Regions from separate parts of the Homo sapiens genome. Here region 1 is linked to region 2. Evidence: read pairs that join two places in POLR2A ChIA-PET (ENCODE). Cell type or tissue: Panc1. All regions are shown on one strand. Links, peaks and the distances in the headings refer to the core of each region. The heading gives the core; the rest is flanking DNA.

Evidence for each region. ChIA-PET counts read pairs that join two places held together with the same protein. Peaks named below come from ENCODE experiments on the same cell type or tissue, not always from the same donor. Only the 100,000 strongest peaks of a DNase experiment are listed, where the experiment ranks them.
Region 1: POLR2A ChIA-PET joins it to region 2 with 5 read pairs; 2 of 35 experiments call an interaction of 5 or more read pairs at or near these places.

Annotation. Positions count from the first base shown.
Region 1 is chr6:147,951,514-147,954,338 of GRCh38, reverse strand. It overlaps a transcript of SAMD5 not described here. Among named protein-coding and RNA genes, the nearest start is that of SASH1, 390 kb to the left of the region's middle. In Panc1, for the core only: no CTCF peak of the experiment used is centred there; no DNase peak of the experiment used is centred there.
Region 2 is chr6:146,983,266-146,986,090 of GRCh38, reverse strand. All of the region lies in intron 6 of STXBP5-AS1 (STXBP5 antisense RNA 1), which reads left to right. Among named protein-coding and RNA genes, the nearest start is that of LUADT1, 170 kb to the left of the region's middle. In Panc1, for the core only: no CTCF peak of the experiment used is centred there; no DNase peak of the experiment used is centred there; H3K4me3 peaks cover 577 bases; H3K27ac peaks cover 2,162 bases.

The DNA of each region.
Region 1 (2,825 bases), core at 153-2,652, 970 kb before region 2:
GCACCCCATGACGTTATCTCAACATTAAGTTGCTGTTTTTCAATCTGGTATCCTAAAATGGATTTGAATCACTTTCAGAATTGCAGGAGTATAGATTATTTTACTTACTAAATGTGATTCAATACAATTCGAGCTTAAAACACGAAGGTGATAAAATAATGACTGTATTTACTGAATAAAAATACTTCAGTGAAAACAAAGGAAACATATTTGACCACATACACACTTTTAAATCACAGTGTAAGTTACACTGGTAAAAAGTTATGTTACGGCCCATTCTGGAGTGTCTTTTTGGTAGCTTAACTCTGTTAACAAGCTGGTGTTTTATCTGTGAAATTTCCAAAGTGGCTCATCTATAAAAATATACTTAGAATTTCTTTTAGCTCTTTCTATGATAAAAATTTAAACGGTTTTAATTTTTTCTAGCAAATGATGATTATCTTTTGCAATATGAAGTTCAAATTTCATCACAATTATAAGTCATTCCTTGGTACATCAACCAGCAAAATGTACTGCACTTAAACTTGGGTGCCCAAAGATGTATTAGTGGCATAGACAAATAAACCATTGGATATGTTATGACCCATATTTGAAAACTTTTACACATTACACATATAAATATTTACATTTCAAATAATAACAAGCTTACCTACAACATATGTTAATAACTGAAGGCATATTATGATGTTGGGCATAAGCATAACTCTATGTTCTATATTTTGGCTGATTTTAACATAATCAAAAATAGGCAGAATTGGAGATTAACATAATCACCAAATAGTCTTGAAATGCATAGTTTCAAATTTCTTTAAAACTCAGTTTGATGCAATAGGAAGAGAATCAGATTGGGAGCCAAAACAGGGATGGTGTAAATAGAACACTAGGCTGGATGCTAAGATATTTTTCAGCCCTGACATTTCATGATCCTTTTATTCTTTCCCCACAAACCTTTATCTTCAGATTTCATATCCATTTATTTTTCCTGACAGAATTTCTGAGAGTCGAATGGCTGAAGTGGCCAAAGGAAGAAAGAGAAAAAAAAAAACCAAAATGAGAGAAATTGTAGCTGAATAAACCACCTTTGGTAAAGCAAAGATTTACAGTGGACTCTCCTGTTTTACACGGATTTAAAAATATCTGATTATTTTTCAAAATATGCCACACTTTTGAAAAGAGGACAAGGATTATTGACAAAGTAAACTGGAATTAGATGAATTTGGAGATCTTGACGCTTAGTATTACTGACATCAACTGTAGGAGGTTTTGAATATGTCAGGGTATTCAGTGAGGATAAAGGCACATTAAAAAAGAATACTATATGAAGGAAGGAGAAAAAATTAAAAATTAAAACATAAAATTGGTCAAGCTGTATAAAATATAAAAAGTCCTCTGAGGCATTTTATCATGATTAACATAGAAAGTTGTAATATTTTCAATTAAAAAAGGAGATAATACATTATGAAATGAAATGTAGGTCTCTCCAAGTTTTATTTCATATAGGTTCTTTCAAAGATCATCAAAAAAGGGCCGGGTGCGGTGGCTCACGCCAGTAATCCCAGCAGTTTGGGAGGCCAAGGCGGGAGGATCACTTGAAAGTCAGGAGTTCAAGACTAGCCTGGCCAACATGGCAAAACCCCATCTCTACAAAAAGTACAAAAAAAATTCGCGGGTGTGGTGGTGCATGCCTGTAATCCCAGCTACTAGGGAGGCTGAGGCAGGAGAATCACTTGAACCTGGGAGGCAGTGCTTGCAGTGAGCTGAGGTCACGTCTCTGCACTCCAGCCTGGGTGACAGAGCGAGACTCTGTCTCGAAACAAACAAACAAACAAAAACAAAGATCACCAAAAAAGGCTTAGTTTCAGCAATATTACCATAAAAATATTTTGGAATACCTTGATAGTATGTTCAAAGTGTTGACATTCATTCATCTCCATTGATACACAATTGATATCCATCACCATTAATATATCACGCCTACCCAGCAAAGGAAATAACATTAGCTGTTCACTAAAAACAATTATTTTGGGGGAAGGTTGGTAATTTCTTTAATAATCTTGATATATCAAATACAAGCAGAGTATTTTACTGGTACTGCATAGCAAACTGACTGTAAATAGCTGACATTCTATACTTACACATAAAGATGGCAATTTTGGGAAATTCTGAGTCCTCAAGCACCGATTTGGCATTCATCTTTTTGGACTGATTAATCAGCGTGCCTTGGACAGAGTAAGCCCTCTTACTCTGAATAAAAACTGAAAGAACTTCCTAAAGCTCTACTTCCCTCCTGTTGGTTCTCACCAAAACCAATTTCTAGCTTCATCATTACACTAGCAGCAGTTCTCAAGGGAAAGATTTCTCGATTGTTAATAGGTGTTACATGAATATGGCCCCCCTGCGTTAAATGGTGTTCTATGTATCCCGATGTGGCAGGAATTATCTGAAACATTACTATGCTAATACACATTAAGAGTCTTAAGAGGGGCCATATGGTATGTAGCAATCCCAAATACATTTATTCTGCGTCTGTCAGAACATCTTACGGAATGACTGCTTTGCCGAAATCACTTTGGGACTGTGGCTCTATATGACTGAAGCCTTTGGCCAATCAATCAAATTCCCCTTAAGTCTAGCCCCAGCCTTTCTCTATGCCCCTGACATAAGCCACCAAATAAAATAAATATCATTTTTATTTTTTTGCTGATCAAACACACAATCCCCTGGAACCCACACCAATCTCCTTGAAGGACACGCAGTGCGGTAGACACATTTTGATGTGCTTCTCTCGTTTGCATTTCTGTGTACTTGAGTTGCTCATTTGTGAG
Region 2 (2,825 bases), core at 57-2,556:
ACTTACAAGTGGGAGCTGAATGATGAGAAAACATGGACACATGGTGGGGAACAACACATACTGGGGCCTGTCAAAGGGTAGTGGGTAGGAAGAGGTAGAGCATCAGGAAGAATAGCTAGTGGGTGCTGGGATAAATACCTGGGTGATGGGATGTTCTGTGCAGCAAACCACCATGGCACATGTTTACCTATGTAACAAGCCTGCACATCCTGCACATGTACCCCTGAACTTAAAAGTTGGAAATAAAAAAAAGGGAAAAGGGAGGATAATACTTCAGTGTCTTTTCAAGAGAACCTTGGGATATATTTCATGTTATGAAACTTATTCCTACATTCTTAGGAAAACCATTGACTTATGTTTACTTGTTAAGTCAATGGTTTATCTATTTTTAATGCAATATTTTATTCTTTATTTCCATTAATTTCTTTATGCTGTGTGTGTGTTTTCTAACTACTTGGGTTGGATGTTCATTTGTGTTTTTTTAAATATTGAAAACATAAGATTTTGAATTTGAATAAATATTTTGTCTTAGCTATTTTTAAGTTACACATGATTTTATATATCTTTTTTTACTAATTATAAAAATCCACTCAATTCAGAAAAGCATGAACAAGAAAGTGTCACTCGTGATCTTAGCAATAGAGCAGGGATCTGCAAACTATATTTCACAGGCCAAGTCCAGCTCACTGTGTTTTTGTTAAAAAAGTTTTATTGCAAACTAGCCACGCCCATTTGTTTACACAGTGTCTATGGCTGCTTTTGTGTTACCCATGGTAGAGCAGAGCAGTTGTGACAGAGATCAAAAGGCCTGCAAAGCCCCAAATGTTTACTATCTAGCCCTTTACAGATTTTTTTTTTTCCTGATTCCTGAATTAGAGAAAACTATCAACATTTTGGTCTCTCTTTTTATCTCAGCTCATTTATTTTTTATATCAAAACACTGGCGTTTATCTTTTTACCTGTCTGGGGGAAATATTGTCAGTGGTCTTCCTAATGCCATTTTTCCCCCTTAATTCTTATTTAGAGAAACTTGGTTGTTTGAGGGAATGTGCCTAGGTAAAAATATTTAATTTTCTCTACTTTTCTTCAATAAATAATGATGTTGGGATATAATTCTGAACAATGAGCGTCCTTCAGTTTCTGATTTCTATAGGGCATACAAACTTAGTAACTTAAATAAATATTTAAAGTGTCTGGACCCTTCTGATCTGGACGTGTCTCAGCTGATCATGGCCGGGCTTATTCGTGTGTCTGTGGGCATCTGGTGAGCTGGGTAGAGGTTGGTTGCACTGGGGGGCTGCAGGTGGGGACCATTCAGCTCTTCCTCATGTGTCTTTTGTATGAATATAGCTGGTTCCTGGCAGCGAGAGGGACTCCATGGCAGTGCCAGGAGTCCAAGAGAGAAAGCAGAAATGTGCAAGTTCATTTTCAAGTCTTTGCTCTGTTGTTTGCTACTGTCCTGGTGGTCAAATCAAGGCACGTGTCCAAGCTCGCAGTCACAACCAAAGGGCATAAATATAAGAGGCATGAGAAACTGGATCCCTACATGCAATCGATTTACCAGATAGACAAACGTAAAAGTGCATGAACAGGGCATCCCTTCCCAAATAAAAAGAGAAGGTATTTCTTCTGCCCGAAAGAGAGATGTGAAGTCTGGAGGTGTGGTCACCATCTTATGCCTTTGAAGTGACATATACAAGAACAAAGGCCGATCTATTTGTTAATTATAGTGGAGCACAAAGATAGATCTTGCATTCCTGACATTCTGTTTTAGCCTCTTGAGCAATTGTAGAACGAGTCTGTTGTAGGAGAAAAATAAACCCTTCCTGAATCACCTCCTAGCATAAGGTTTCTGCTAAATATTGCCAAGTATGTTTTTCAGTTAATAATACATTGATAGCATTTCTTATTTGTACATATAAATCTAAATTAGTACATACAAATCTGTTTTCAGAAATGGCTTGTAATATATGACTCTACCAAAACTTATTTAATGAGCCTCCTCTTCAAGATATTTAAGTAGCTTCTAGATTTTCAGTATTACAAATCATGCTTCAGTGATCACCTTTACACATGTATCTTTGCACACTTCTCCAAGTGTCTTTATAGGGTATACTTCTGTTAGAGAAATTTTGAAAATGAACATATTTATGTTGTTAAACATATGGCAAGAAAATTCTGCAAAAAATTGGTAAAATTGACTCTCCTATCAGTAATTTATGATTATATTTATTGTCCCAAAACTGCTCCAAATTTGGGTTTTGAAAATCTTTAAAGATTTTACCAATCTATTTGAAAAATACATATCCCATATTTGTTTTAGTTGATAACGCTTTGATTTTTAGTAAGATTGGCCCCTTTCCACATATTTGTTATTTACATTTTTAAATGAACTTTCTGCTTATACCTTTTTCTCATTTTTCTACTTGTTTGCCTGTCTTTTTCTTGCTACATTGTATTTGCTTTCTACATACTGTAATATGATTGATTGTATTTGCTTTATGTGTTGTACACATGTTCTCCTAGTTTATTGTCTTTTTCTTTGTTAATGTATATTTTCCATGAAGAACCTTATTTTTGTTCAGAAAAACCTACTAGCTTTTAAAAAATAATGTTTCTGGGTCTTGTCTATGCTTATAAATCCCTTTCTTAAAACTACAAAAAAATTCTAAGTTTTCTTTCCATTACTTTTGTGGTTTTAAAATATATCTAAGTCTTCAATCCATTTGAAATTTTTGTATGTGTATAGTGTGGGAAGAAATATAACAATTTTCTTTCAAATAAATGACAATTAGTAAAAGTGATCTTTGTTGTGTGTGTGTTTG